Regions from separate parts of the Mus musculus genome. Here region 2 is linked to region 1. Evidence: chromatin loops called from intact Hi-C (ENCODE). Cell type or tissue: heart. All regions are shown on one strand.

Region 1 (8,000 bases):
CTAGAGGAGTGTATGGCCTGATTTCTGAGAGAGAGAGAGAGAGAGAGAGAGAGAGAGAGAATGCACAAGCTAGATGATCTGTGGTCTAACAGGACAATATATAATCCATAGGTGTTAGTTAAAAGAAAATGCATTTGAGGACCTTTGAAGAGTCAGTACCAAGCAGCCAAAACCAGGCTCATTCCATCTACCTGGGGAGCAAGGTGGGGTGCAGCTGGCTACTATCTCCTACTTCAATATAATAGGCATCCTGCCGCTAAGGCCTGGAACTACTTATCACTGGATTTATCAGAGTCACTACAGAATGCTTGAAGAGCTCTGGCTTGGGAGCTAGGCTCTCCCCAGTTCCAGTACAGGTTCATATTGATCTACTTTGCTACAGGAACAAATGCCACAGAACCCAGCTTTCATCGTGGGTGCTGGAAAGTTAACTAAGGTCTTTACATTCTACAGTAAGCACTCTATTACTGAGCCATCTCTCCAGTCCCCTCTCAGACATTTTAATTTGGTTAAGGTTCATATCACCTCATTGGTTTTCTTAATCCAGTATTCTTGCATAAGAGTAACCTTATTTTCTCTTACGCTATAGTTCTGTCTCCTAACTTATCTGGATGAGAATCTGGGCAATGAATGAATTTGATTATGAAAGGCTGCACTTCTTCAGAAAATTGTGGTAGTCACATGGCTGAAGCATAGCTGACTAAGGAAAAGATCAATACTTTCTGTGGGACAGGGCATACATCTTCGCAATGTCTGTGAGAGTTCCTGGAAGGCCCCTGAGTCTACAACGTCTGGTTCACTGGTTAGAACTGTAATAGTGTGGAAAGGATGAAATAGTATAAGTTCAGAGGCCAGTTATCTTAATTTCGGATAGACTTAGCCACTTCAACAACCATTTCTTGCCCACCTCTACTTAGTGTCAGGACTAACATTCCATGACTGATAAATAACCTTTTGAAATCTATTGATTTTTAAAGAGGATTACGATGATGACGGCTATTGCTAACAACTGCTACTGCTACTGTTACTGCTAGATTCTGATTCTGATACTGATACTACTAGCTTGTACCTATTCAAAGTCTAAGAATTTTATCAGGTAGCATCTGAGGCCTTAGAAAAACTTCCCCATCTTGCTGTGTCTGCCTCTCTATGTAGACTCTAGTGTATTTTAAACTTGCCTTGATTTATGACTTTTGTCATTCTATAAAACTATAAAATTCATGAGACGGCTTCCATATTGGGACATGAACATCTGGCATAACCTAAATCTCTGTTCCCAGACCATGGTCTCTCAAATATGGCTCCAGTATAATGTCATGTTTGCTGTAAGGTAAGAGCTGTGTGCTTTTTGTATTGATGATGTAACAGGCAAAGAAGTGATTGCTAACACCATTTTATCTAGAGTGGTTTTCACAATGCTCACACTGTTCTTCATGTCCCCAGCAGCTGTCAGACTAACAAGAGTAGTTACAACCACTGCTGTAGACTCAGGACCCAGGCAGGGCCATGGACCTCAGAAAACTCACTGACTCTCTTCTCCTAGGCCATTGAGCTCATTAGCAAAAGAACTGATGTTTGTTCATGAGACACTTTGACTTTCCCCTTACCATTCTCTCTCTGTCTGTTTCTCTCTGTCTCTGTCTGTCTCTGTCTCTGTCTCTCTCATTCAATTTTTTTTTTTAAATAACAAGTTCTGTTGGGTATGGTAGATCTACCTCCCTTGATTCTCTGGACAAGTCACTTCTACACACATACATGATTTTATGTGACTACGTAAAAGTTTTAAAAACATTCCTTTATAGTATGTGTTTCTTGGATCTGTCTCCACAGCTGCTATTGTCTCCACCAATTCCTATGGTGATCTAGCACAAACTCTTCAGTTTCCAGTCTCTCCTCTCCCTCTCTTTCTTCTCCTCCCTCTCCTTACCCGCTGTCTCTGTATGTTCCTCCTTTTCCCCTCCCTCTTGGACCCTCTTTTCCCCTCCCTTCTCCCTCTCTTTCTCCATCCTCCGTTATCTTCTTCCCCTTCTCTCCCCCTTCCCCCTTCCCTTTGCCTCTCCCTCCATTTTTCCGTCTTCCTCACTCTTGCTTCCCCATTGCCTTTGTAGACATAGGTTTTTACATTGTATGAACATGTTTTTATTTTGTCAGCAGGAGAACATTTGAAGTTGGAGGAGGGATGTATAGCAACCCTCAGCTGGTATTCAAGGACAGTGCAGATCTTTGGCTACCCAATGAAAGTAAGTGACTTACCAACTTAGTGACTGAGGTAGGCCTTCCTGTGTTTCCTCTGGACAGGCTTCTCTTACCTCTTACCAGACCACTCAGTATTCTGTGTCACTCCATGACTCCAATTATTAATCATTAATGACAGGCTGAAGCACCCCCTGCTTTCAGCTGTGAGCTTCACAGCCTTCGTCCTTGTCCAGTGTCTTGCCAGCACCCCAGAAGGATCTACTGGGTCTGACACCTGCAGGCAGTTATTAGTCACATTGCCTTGCAGTATTTCTAAAGACATTTCCTTTTTCCGGTTTGAAATGGGATAAGTTACAAATTAAACACATTTTGTACTTTACCCCCTCTTTTTTTTGTCTGGTCTTTAATTTTCTTTTGCTTCTTTGAACTATGTGGGCCATAATCTTATTTAGTAACGTTGTTAACCAAATCAAATGGACAAAACCCACAAGCTTCTCATAAATTCAGTATTTATTCCCCATGACTTTTTTCCTGTCTTAATTACTTCTATGTTTGTTGATAAACTACATAAAACAATGCTCGTACCTACATCTCAATTTGCACATGTTACCATGTACAATGGCAAGTTTTCTAACTCACTTAAGTAACCGCTTAAAACTTTTATACATGCACATGATGCATTGTGATCAGACCTCACTCATTTTTGCCAACAAATTCCTCCCATTCCCCACTGTCACTTTTCCCTCTCAAGTTCATGCTTCTTCATTGCTTCTCCTCCTCCTCCTCCTCCTCCTCCTCCTCCTCCTCCTCCTCCTCCTCCCTACTGAGTCACGTAGTGTTGTCTGTGTGTTCATAGGTGTTGAACTATCTAATGGAATATGGATAGCATCTTAGAATCTGAATCCCTGAAGAAAACTGATGCTCTCACCGGCTAGCAGCCATAAATTGCCAATAGCTCCTCGGCCATGGGTGAGACTTCATGAGCTCCCGCCCTGACCGTGGCGAGATTTTGGCTGGCTGGATCTTGCTCAGGTCTTGTGTTTACAGCCACAGCTGCTGTGAGCTCACGTGTACAACAGCGCTGTCTTGTCTGGCAAAGAAGGTTTTGCAGTAGATGTCCACTACCTCTGGTGCTTAAGATGCCTCTTCTACAATGCTTCCTGAGCCTTATGATCAAGAATGTGACACAGATGCCCTTTTAAAGCTGATCATACCACAGTCTCTTACTCCCTAGATTTTGACAAGCCGTGGGTCTTTGTATTAATCACCTTATACTATAAAAAGAAGCTTCCCTGATGAGGGCTGAGAAATGCACCGAACTGATAATTTTGTAGTTTGATTTTTCTTTATGGTTGAATAATCTTCCATGTATCATTACACATTTATCAGGTGATGGGACATTTTAAACCTTTTCATTTCCTGGTGATTGTGAACAGAGAAGCAATAAACATGAATGAGTAAATAAATCTACAGTAGAATATAGAGTCTGTTGAGAATATTCTCAGGAAATGTTCTGGCTTGATCACATGATAGTCCTATGTCTAGCTTTTTGAGGTACCTCCACATTGATTTCCAACAAAGGGGCTGAGCTCGGAACACCCACACCAGCACACCAGAGGCCAAGCTTGTTCATTTCTTTAGACGATCCTGCCAATAGCTTGGAAGTAGACAACAGATTCATTGCCTTCCAAGCTCGTGAAGGAGTTTGTCCTTGCCTCAAAGGTGAGGTGGTACTTCAAACCCACTGTTTCGTATAGGCAAAAAACAAACAAACAAACAAACAAAAAACAAAAAAACTCTACCTCTCAGAGGCCCCTAGGCTTATGACTCAGCCTGAGCACTGATGTCAAACTCATTCACAGAAAGGAATCTGGGTTCTGTGTGCACTGAGCTCTTCTGGTAGCTCATCTTCACTGTGGCTTTAAGTCCTGTCTTGCTTTATGCTCTCAATGCATCTCCTTTGGTTTTGTGTTTGACTCTAAGTGCTGTAAGAGGACAAACCACTTCTCCATAATGGGAAGCCCTGACTGAAGCTCCTGACTGGAGCTGTTGGATGTGTCATTGAGGTTAATAATTTGAGAAGTCTGGGCCTTGGGGAATGAGGATTTTCTGAAGCATATGTAGTATACGATCTCCATAGTATACAATCTTTCACTGTCTGTAAGAGAAAGAAGTACAGACACAGCTCATATACACATCTGAAATTTAAAGGTAGAAAGGTCTAAGTTCATTATGGAGTCTTAGGAGTTTTACCTCCTGTGTCAATTATTTTTCGCTGAGTCCTTTTTTAAAGAACTCTGTACTCTGGGATAAATAATCAACAACTTTAGAATTCACGTATTTCTAATTCTAAATTAACCAAGTTGGAATATGTGGCTTAGTTTTATAATTTAATTTTTAACTTTACTTTAAAATGTTCATGGTTTTAACCATGTACTTGGTTTGACTTCATAAACAAAAAGACCCAACATGCTTCTACACTGAAAAAAAAAATCCAATTTTGCCTCACCTGTACAATTAGTTTTTAAACATTTGAGTATGAATTGAAATATTTCTTTGACTTAGATCATTTTACTCACCTTTTAGAGATTACACCTTTTCTTCTCTGATGAGCTTGAAACTACTTTGTGTTGACATGAAAATCTTCGGAGCAAATAGAGTGCACACATCCTCACTTTGATTTGAGTATCCAAGGAATGCTTTCCTTAAGTGTGTGAACAGTTGTCCTTAATTATTATCTGTAGGATGGCTCCATGTCTGACCAACATCTCAGAGGAAATCAGTGCCCAGTTGAGGCAATCACAGAAGCCGGTTATCTCTAGGCTGAAGGCCAACCCCGGATAGAGGAAGGTCAATTTCTGTGTACTCTCTGCTTAAACCTCACAAAGTCCAGCATGGATCAGATGGAGTACGCTGAAGCTGGACACCACAGAGGCTTGGCTCAGTGGCAGTGGGCATTCCCTGGAACCTCAGAATCTAAGCCGTGAACCCAAATGGCGTGTCATCTCTACTCAGCATCTAAGTCCTCTTTAGAATTTCTGGCAAATGTTTTTGCCTCCATCCTTGGTCAGGTTACACTCTTATTTTGCCTCTTGTTCTCCATGACAAATTGGGTCATGGACATGAGTCATAAATCTAATATCCAGTCATGTACTGGTGCTATACTGCTCCTAGTGGGAGTTCATCTCTGTTATTTTGTTTCCTATTAACTGAGCAAAATGATGTCTGTATTTTCTGTTACAGTCCCATGTTCAATCTTGTGCTGGACTGCCTCACTGAGAATATTCCTCACCTCTTTTCTTAAACATGCTGTCTTCTGGTGCACTTTACAGTTTAAATGTGAAGTATGCCAGTAGCCAAGGAACATTCCCCCAAAGCTGTAAAACTACACAGTACCAGAGATAATGGCCACTTCCTTTCACTCCTTCCTCCCTCCCTGCCTCTCCTTGATTGTAATACAGTGTATTGCAATCATGTCCACCAACCATTTTTTTCACCTCCAGCTCCTTCTGAGCATATCCCCCTCCCAATATAATAATGCCTTTACCCCCTTTAATATTCTACTGTATCCAGTTAGTCTTGCCTGCATGTGCATGTGTGCATATTGACTTGTTGTAAATATGTCAGTAAGTATTTTTGATAGGATTAATTAATTAACTTCGAGACAAGGTCTTACTGTATAGCTCTGGCTGTCCTTGAGTTTACTATGTGGATCAGGCTGGCCTCAAACTCACAGAGATCTGCCTGTCACTGCCTCCCAACTGCTGAGATTAAAGGTGTGTGTCGCCACTCCCAACAGGGTTCCTAAATTTAACTACTTATATTAATGCGTTTTCATTCGTGGGTATACTTTTTCTGTTAACTTTGGTGCTCTATTCTTGAGGCTATTGCATTGACTTTGTTAATTGATTTTGGAGCCCTGAACTCATGGATAGATGTATATATTCCACAACTTAAATGCCAGTTATTACTTAGGTGTGAATTAAGGCTTTCCTGGCACTTAAGGTATGCCTTCAGAGAAGAGAGTAAAGATTGTGTCATTGAACCAAGTAGAAAAGATTTAGCATGTTGAATGTGGGCATACTGCTCTTAACTGGAGTGTGTGTGTGTGTGTGTGTGTGTGTGTGTGTAGGCCAAAGATCAATCTTGGATTCTATTCTTCAAGCACTTTGTCTTAGGATTTTTCTTGGTGTAATAAGACACTATTATTAAAAGTAGCCCAAATAGGAGAGGGTTTATTTTGCTACATTTCTATGTAATAGTCTATCACTAAGGGAAGTCAGGGCAGAAACTCAAGCATGACAGGAACCTGGAGGCAGGAACTGAAGTAGAGACAATGGAAGGACAATGGAAGAACACTGGTTTCTGGCTTGGTCTTCATAGCTGGCTTAGCCTGCTTTCTTATACCATCCCAGAACCACCTCCCACCTAAAATGTGGCACTGCCCACAGTAAGCTGGGCCCTCCGATAGCAATCAGTAATTAAGAAAATGTACTATAGACTTGCCTACAGGCAAATCCTATGGAGGCACATTTTCATTTGAACTTTTCTTCCTAAATGACTCTAGCTTGTATCGAGTTGACATAAAACTCCAGAACACATTGTCCACCTTACTTTTAAGGACAAGGTCTCTCAGTGACCTTCAACTTGCCAAGCAGGCTAAGTCGGTTGCCAGCCAGGCTCAGGGATTAACTCACCTCATCCTTTCCAGTGCTTTAATTACAAACACAGGTCACTAGGCCTTTCGTGCTCACATAAGTTCCAGGGATGAAACTTGCATCCTCATGCTTGCGGGGCAAATGGTAACCACGGAGCTCCCAGACCATGAAACAGTTTTATTATTCCAAGGTTTAGTTCTTCAAGATGGAGGAAGATTTTAATTCAGTACTTTTAACAATGCAAAGGATAATTCATATCTTCTTCCTCCTCTCTCTCCTTCCTCCCTTTCTCCTCTAATTATTTTTGGGGAGGGAAGAGGACGTGGGGGAGGGGATGGGGCTAAAACACACCATGTAGTTGAACCCACACAGATCTGCCTGCTTCTGCTTCCCTGGCACTGGGATTAAAGTGTGAAAAACGTCACTGGGCTTTCCTCCTCCTCTTCCTCCCCTTCCTCGTCCTCCTCTCCTCTCCCCCTTCTTTCCCTCTTCCTTCTCCTCCTTGTTTTTACCTTGTCCTACATTACCTTTATAAAGATGCAAAGTTTGCCTTGGGATTGAGTTTTGTTCCTTTCAAGTTCCAATATTTGTATTAAAGGTTTGGTTTGGTTCCTTATATATTGATACTTGCCTTTATCATCCAGATTCCACACCCACCCACCCTCCAGCCACTAAATCAGAATAGAGGTCTGTTACGATCAGCCAGTAAAAAGGATTAGGGGCCAGACCTATTTACCGGCTTCCGCATTACACAGTTAAGTTTTTACTGTGCTCATTGAGTGTGGCCTCTATTTGTCAGAACTGTGCTTAGAAGTGGTAGAAGTCCAGATGAAATTTTTGAGGGAGTGACCCTACCCACACACGAATGACCATTCACAACAAGAGCTTGGTCAGGTCAAGGACCCTGACATCTCAGACACGGGAATGGCAAGGCCTTCTCCATCAGGGGAATGGTAAGGCCTTTCTCTGGTTCAGATACTAATGCTGATAAACTGGTGATCATTGGCTCTAGAACTGTGTAAAAAGTAACAGACACAGATTCCTCCTCCCTGATGACCCGAGCCTGGGACCGCTCTACCAAGATCAGCTAACTACCTCCTCCCTCAGATGTATATAATAAATGTGCTGAGTATCAGCGATGCTGGT
Region 2 (8,000 bases), 110 kb before region 1:
CTCCTTCCTTGCAAGTAGAACAAAAGGTACAGGCATGGCTTAGAATAGCAGAGTAAGCTCCTTGGACCCCATAGGACTGGAATTGCAGCTAGCTTTGTAAAAGAAAACTACAGAAACAGCACAGTTTTAGAGAGGCATCTTGGATGTTCCCTATTCTCATGAAGAGTCATTGTGTTCCAAGTATGACAGAGAAAGAGCAAAGAGCCAGAAGACTCAAACATCCTCATCACCACCACCATCAGCATTAGCATCATCACCATCAACAGCAGTGGCATTAGCAGCAGCAGCATCACCAACACTACCATCATCATTAGTATCATCATTGTAATCGTCAGTATCATCATCATCATCAGTAATTCCAATATCATTAGCATCTCCATACCACCACCACCACCAGTACTACCATCACCATCATTATTAGCATCACTATCATCACCAGTAGCATCAACAGCATCATTGTCACAAGCATCTATAACGTCAGCATTAGCATCATTATCATCCACAGCAGTAACGGTATCTTCATCATCATCATCTTCTTCTTCTTCATATCATTCTCATCACCTATCAAAATATAACTCCCACTTTTTTCAGTTTTGTAGAGTACAGACGGTAGAACAATTGAATGATAGAATATTGAACGCAGGGCAGTGGGGGAGTCGGTTGTGTATAATCCTTGCTTTGTATATGCAGTGTCGTTTACAAATCTGTGTCACTCTGAGTCAGCACTGTTCACTTCATGCACAATTATAGTAATCCTCGAGCAAATGTTAGTACTGTAATGATGTTGCTTTGCAGAGTGATCATCTGAGAGCCATTCTCAGCTGCTACATCAGGATCACAGCATTTGTGTAGCTCCAAATTACTCCAGAGATGGAAAAGGCAGCATTTGCTCAGTCGTCAAAGAGGGCAGCCTGCAATTAGATTATGCACGCTGTCGTCAGGGGGGCTGGCAGGCCTATTTCACATGCTGGAGGGCTGCGGGTGACCTTTAACAGATGTAGAGTCTTCACATAAAAACCCTTGAGACTGCAGCAAATAATGAACCACATTTTGTAGCCAGCTGATTCATGTTTTTGTCTCTGCTCCATAAGCGTTGGGAGGGCTTCCGAATGTCGGCCTTCAGAGCTCTTAAAGGAGTCAAGAGAGCCACACTCACTCGTGCTTGGTGATCCCAGAGGGCAACTGAACCCAATTTGCATACTTTTTTTTTTTTTTTTTTTTTTTTTTGATTTTTCAAGACAGGGTTTCTCTGTGTAGCCCTGGCTGTCCTGGAACTCAATTTGTAGACCAGGCTGGCCTCGAACTCAGAAATCCACCTGCCTCTGCCTCCCAAGTGCTGGGATTAAAGGCATGCACCACCACTGCCCGGCATTTATTGATTGATTGGTTGATTGATTGCATACTTTTGCTTGTCCCTTGACTCATTTCTGAGTACCTGCTTTTAATTTTTTTTCTTGACTTGAGTTTTTTTTCTCTCATTCTTTCTAGGCACACAGCCTGATCACACCTAATACAAAGCTTTGGGTAATTCATATACCGGGTAGCCTCAGGGCAGAGGGAGGCTCACCTACAGGTCTGGTCTACTTGTTACAATTAGATAAGAGACACCTGCACTCGATTTCCCAGATGCGCTTATGCTAATGGAGTGTGGAATATTTTCCTTAATTTATACTTCTCTGAGGACTCGAGAGTTGGGGCGTGTGAAGACATGAGTAGATATCTACACAGAGGACATTGCTTTCTTTACGGGATGTGTGGGGACTTTTAGGATCCCGCTGAGCACCTGTAAACACCGGTGGTACAAACCTTCCATGGGAACAGGACAGGAATGGTGTCAGGCCTGTGAGAGAAGCTGGCGCGCAATCCTCCTCCCCAAGATGGTGCCCACCGCAGCCCTGCCTCTCAGGCAACTGTTTCTGCATTTCTAGCCAGTTTCTTCAAAGACCTTAATGCTCAGTGGCCTCCTCTTGCTTTGAACCGAGAGATTGAGCGAGGTGCTAGCTCCACGAAGCTGAGGGTGGGTTTCTCCCGAGGCGATGAATAACCTTCTGTAACTTCCTTCTGGAAACAATCAGGGGATTTGACTCAGCTCGACCTCTGAGGTTTTTGTGACATAAAAGCAACTTTAGGCAGAGGGCAAAGGGGCAGGGGCCGGGTAGGGCATGAAGTTAAATCACCTGTCCAGAATTCTTGCCAGAAAAACTGCCCGAGTTTGCTCTGTATTCCATTTCTAGTCAGTGTTACTAAACTTGAAAGTGGAGGTCGGAGGAGGGGAGGGTGGGAGAGAGGAGAAGAAGTGGGGAGGGGTGGAGAAGGTGAGGGAGACAGACAGACAGACAGACGGACACAGACATACACACACACACACACACACACACACACACACACACACACACACACACACACACAGCATATGTGTGCAGCCCTCTGCCCAGCCCTGGAACTTCCTTCCCCTGGTGAAAAGGGTTCCTCACGGTGGATGGTGTTTGCCTCAGAAAAAGGTTCTTTTTGTGTAAAACACAGAAAGGGATCCCATGAAAACACAACGTACTGTGAAAATTGTTTCTCAGCCAGAGTGAGATGTCTGCCTAGCCAGCCAGCTCCCCACAGGTGCACACCGATACAACCCAGCCACTTTCAACACTACTCTTCTGCTGAGGGATCTTCTCGGGAGCATGCCTGCCATACCTTTGTACTGTGTTTCGGTAAGTGCTTTCTCTGACTGTCTGTTTTTGACTTTCTAAATTCTAAATCCTAAATTCTCTTACCCAACCACTCAGGATGGAAACACTCATCATGTTCTGGTTACCGTTGTCAACATGACGCAAACCAGAGTCACCTGGGAGGAAGAGGGACTATCAATTGAGGACCAGCCTCAGGTTGCTTTGTGGGCACGCTTGTCTGTTAAGGGCATTTTCTTCATTAATGATTGGTGTCAGAGGGTCCAGCCCAGTGACAGCTGTGTCACCGATAGGCAGGTGGTCCTGGGTTCTGTAAGAAAGCAAGTTGAGCAAGCTGTGGGGAGCAGACATCCTCAAGGTTTCTTCTTCAGACCCCTGCCCTGAGTTCCTGCTTTGGCTTCTCTCAGTGATAAACTGACTATAAAGAAACCCTTTCCTTTCCCGAGTTACTTTTAGTCCTAACACATAGGGCCCCCTGCCTCCATCCTTTCCACCCTTCATCCTAATTTATGGATTTGTCTTCCAGGATGTTTGGTGCTGACAAGTGCAGTTGAGCCAGGAAAAGAGAAGCAAATCAAACTTTGGAGGCTGAGTCCTGGGAAGCCACCAATCGCATTCTAGTCACCAAGCCTTTGTCAATAAGAAACATGAGGGCCTTTGGATTTGCTTCAGTTGTGTTTGGACTATGAGACAAAGCAGTTTAGAGAAAGGGAAACAGGCACATAGTGATTAGAAGTTAGCTCTTGGGTGTGGTAGCTCATGCCTGTAATCTCAGCACAGGGGAAGCTGAAGCAGGAGGATTGCTGTGGGTTTAAGGCATAGGCTATGTAGTGAGTTCCAGGCCAGTACAGGAAGAAGAGGAGGAATGGAGAGAGAGAGGGAAAGAGAGAGAGGGAGAGAGAGAGAGAAAGAGAGAGAGAGAGAGGGAGAGAGAGAGAGAAGACTATCCTTGAATTTGCTAATAAAAGGTCAGAGCATCACTAAATTAAATGAGCTTTGATGTGTCCTTGGCCCTTTCTAGAACACACACAGTTCTCAGTGGTGGGAGGACAGACATACTGCCTCCCTCACTAACTTCTGTGATTCTGGCTAAGCTGAGCGTGGTGGTTTGAATTCAGCATCCCCCGTAACTCAGGCATTGGAATCTTTGGTCCCCAGCTGGTGACGATGTTTGGGGAGGCTCAGGGGTGTGTGGCCTTGTAGGAGAAAGTTCTGTCACTGGAGATGGGCTTGGGGACTTTAAGGATGCCATTTCTAGTTTGTTCTCAGCTTTGTGTTAGTGCTTCAGGATGTGAGCTCTCTGCCTGCTCTTCCAGCTGCTCTGTCCCCACTGTGAAGAACTCTTTACTCCCTGGAACAATAATCCAAATAAACCCTTCCTTTATAAATTGCCTTGGTCACAACATTCTACTACAGCAATAGAAAAAAGTAATTCCCTGGGGTTCATGGCTTTGACATTGAGAAGAATTTCACAACTAGTTCATTTGTAATAAAACAGTTTAAAAAAACTTTTATATACAACCTTTAAGAGATTTATTTTTATTATTTTTAATTTCCTATTTGCCCACATTGTAAAGTTTCTGAGGCAGTGTAAAAGACAGAAGACAAAAAGAGACCAGAGTCTGACCTTCAACAAATAGGCCTGGGTTTATTAGCATGCACAGCGAGGGCAGCCTCTCTGGCAGGAAATTGAGGGGTCTACCGGGGAAAAAGCCTGGCTCCAGTTCTTTATAGGGGTGGAGTGAGGGGGTTGGGAATGAGGACATTGTTACAGCCACAGGGGGCTTACATACAATTTCCTACTCTCTCTTTTCTCAAATGATCTACTTCAAGCAAGACAGATTATTTGGGGAGACAGGTTATTTCTGTAATTGTTCCTTCTGGGATGACCAATAATGGCTGATGAAGGTTATATGTAATCTCACAGGATTCCTGTGGTACCAAGGTACTCTATCATACATGAGCACAGGTACCCACGGAGGTGGAGGGTGTCTGAGGTCCTGAAGGTGGAGTTACAGACATCTGTGAGCATCCTTACGTAGGTTCTAGAAATATCGCTCAGGACCTTTGTAAGATCTTTTAACTTCTGAGTCTTCGTTCCAGCCTCCGAGTTTAGAATTTTCTTAAAGATATTTCAAGATCTATTCGTGTTTTATGTGTGTAGGTGTTTTTTGCCTGCATGTATGTCAGTGCACCTCATGTGTTCAGCGCCTGCAGAGGCCAGAGGTGGGCATCTGATCTCCGGGAGTTACAGAGAGTAGTCAGGCTTCAAGTGGGTGCTGGGATGGGAACCAAGTCTGGGTCCTTTGTAAGAGCAGCAAGTCTTAATTGCTGAGCCATCTCTCCAGCTCTCCAAACATATTTTAATGTAGGCTGAAATGTGAAAGTTAAGAGAAAAAGTGGTGCTCAGCAGAGAGTAAGACACACTGAAGAACACTTTCTTAGCACAGAGTGAGACTTAGTCAGACGTGGGCACAGACTGACCCAAGAGAGATTAATAAATTCACTGTCTTGGCATCAGCCCTGAATACCTTATGGGTAACTCTCTGGTTACATTTCAAAACGTTGCCAAGAAACCCTTTTCCTTCTTTTCTCTCTTTTGATAAGAAAGATATGTGAGGTGGCTCCAGAGATGCCTAGGATGGAATAATTATCTGACAAAGTAAGACAAAATCCACGAGAGTTGCATAGAGATTTGGAATACATCCTTTGTAGGTAAGGTTTCTTGTGATGTAGCACTAAAGGCACATTAAGGAAAATCTATTTTCTTCTGTTGGAGAGAATGGATCTCTGGCCTGGATGGAGACCTAATATTCCAACAGGACCAGTCAATCACTGGCTAAGAGACCACATCTCAGGAAAGCAGACATACTTAAACGATGCTAAAGAGATGGGAGAAATACTAATCCCTTGGGATGACTTCTCCCAAAGACATTCTCCGTTATAGCCTCTGAGGAACTACTATGAGCACTGTGAGGTTCTTCTGCTCACCCTTCTGACTCACAAAGAGGGGACCTTTCTTTGTCTTTATCTTTGTCTTTCTTTGTCTTTTTGCCTTTGCTTTTGTTTCTTTTGGATGCTGGCCAGGGTCTACGCTTGCCTGTTTCAGGCATTTTGGTCAATTTCTCTGTCTCTGAAGCTCTCCTTCCTACCACGTGGTATTAATCCTGCAGGTAAGAGGAGAAAGACTGCTGACCCAAATTATGGCCAAATTAATTAAAGCAAGAGATTAATTAAAAGAAACCTTTAAAAATTCACACACATAGGCTGATTTTCCTGAAGGAGGGGGCTTAAAAGGTCAGCTTTGGATGTGGGGACAATAAGGTTTTTACAGCTCAAGGTAGGAAGATTCTAAATGGCAGATCTGGCAGGCAAACAGGCAGGGTTACAGATGCAAACAAACTGGTCATAATAATCTCCTGAAGCAAAGACAATTGCAAGGTGTTCATAGCAAGGCAGTCATAACAAGATTGTTGTAACAACAGGTTGTCATAGTAACCCTTTGAAACAAAGGCATGGTTGCCCTTTCCTGGAACAGGCAGTATAGAACCATTTGTCCTGAAGGTTACAGGAGGGGCCTAGACCCATCCTTGAGAAACAGACTTAATCAGAAACAAAAATGAACCTAGTTTGGTTTTGCTATAAGATAGCTTTCAAACCCAAGATGGAGGCAGGATGGTCCATCAATGGCTGACCTTCAGGGTAGCTTAGTTCAGATGGCCTGGCTTTCTCTTTCCCTCTTCCCCATTTCCATCTTCCAGGCAGCTATTGAGATTGAGACTTACATACAGCTTGCCTTCTTTGGAGTTTTTCTTTTAAACTAAAAGAAAATTGTCCTGAAGTTGGTTGCTTCTTCTTCTTCCTTGTCCTCGTCCTTGTTCTCCTTCTCTCTCTTTTTTTTTTTTCTTCAACTTCCTTGTTCTTAAACTTTATTAACTAAGACTAAGAATTAACAAGACAGGAGACTCCAATTTTCCTGGTAACATAGTAGTCAAGATAGGACTGTGTGGGGGTTGGGGAGCTGGGTAACAGTGATGCCCTAGAAAACCACCAGTTTGTGGCTGGGAACAGAGAAGAGGCTTGGAAGCTGTCAACAGTGCTGGTGAGCTCGCTGCATTCATTCTAATGGGCTTCAAGCAGATGCCTGACTGAGGGGCCACTCTTCCTTTCCATGTTCCCCACATTTTCCTGGCCTTTCTATCCTGCCTCACAGTCAGGGACATAAAGTATTAGCAAGAGTTGTGTGAAATGCTTGCTCCAAGGCACAGAGAATGCTGAGTTTCCAGTGCAAATCTGTATGGGTGAACACAGGAGGGGTTATAAGCATCTGAGAGGGAAGTCGTGTCAGATGGAGGGCCTTGTGGTTCACCATCAAATATACCCGTGACCTGCCCAACAACTTGATTTGAAAGTTAAGTTTGGTGTTTCTGAAAGAAAACGAACGTTGTCCTTCAGAGGGACAGACTGGTGTATTTTCAGAAGAGATGACGAGAGACCTAGGGCTAGACTTGCTTTCCAGGAATCTTGGTCAGGGTGCAGAACAACCAAGACTGTTATGAATTCATATGGCAAAGTCTGGCCACTGGTGTCTGAGGAAGTTCATAATGTTATTTTCTTTACAAATTTTCCACAATAACACATTTAACCAAAAAGGGAGGAAATGGAAATTGACTTCTGAAATTGAAACTTCCCCTCTATTCATCTATCCCAAGGAGAGAAAACCAAACACATTCCTCTGTAAAAAGAAGTTTGTTTAGTACTATGTATAATTGCAAATCCTCTTCCAAATCCTTAAATGCCCAGTGGTAAGGAAATTGCTATATAACAGGTGGGGTCCAAGGCTGTCTGTATGGTACAGGCATCCCAGAAGGGATAGTTTCAAAGCTATTATCAAAGGAAGATGCTGTAACATCTCTGCCCTGGGAAAGGCTAAAGCGTACAATTTTTATATTTTATATCTGGACAAGAGGCTCAGTGAATAAGAATGTCAACTGCTCTTTCAGAGGACCTGCCAATTCCCAGCCCCTACATGGCAGCTCACTACTGCTTGTCACACCTGTCCACTGGAATCCAGTGCCCTCTTCTGGCCTCTGCAGGTACGTTAAGTTTCAAACAAGCTGCTGAGCTATCTATTTAACAGATCAAAGCAGACTTGGCCTCTAGGTTCTCTCAGCATCCCTCAGTCCCTACTTGTTACAGGGTATGGCTGGCATACTCTGCCTTCTACCCTGAACTCTCCAGCCCAGGGACTGGGTTGCCCTTCTTCCAGAGACTCTTCTCTGTATAATCCAGACATGTTGGTTACCTGACTCTTTTTGT

Evidence for each region. Peaks named below come from ENCODE experiments on the same cell type or tissue, not always from the same donor. Only the 100,000 strongest peaks of a DNase experiment are listed, where the experiment ranks them.
Region 2: it touches region 1 in a loop (2.6-fold over the local background); 16 of 42 quality-filtered maps call a loop at or near these places.

What each region holds. Positions count from the first base shown.
Region 1 is chr13:23,833,919-23,841,918 of GRCm38, reverse strand. Slc17a3 (solute carrier family 17 (sodium phosphate), member 3) reads right to left here and starts at 2,485. Exons shown (of 12, transcript NM_001164743.1): 1 at 2,254-2,485. In heart, no CTCF peak of the experiment used is centred here; no DNase peak of the experiment used is centred here; H3K27me3 peaks cover 703 bases.
Region 2 is chr13:23,942,810-23,950,809 of GRCm38, reverse strand. It overlaps Gm33516 (a long non-coding RNA gene), which reads right to left. Exons shown (of 3, transcript XR_382128.3): 3 at 1,695-2,061. Among named protein-coding and RNA genes, the nearest start is that of H2ac1, 12 kb to the right of the region's middle. In heart, no CTCF peak of the experiment used is centred here; no DNase peak of the experiment used is centred here; H3K27me3 peaks cover 1,352 bases.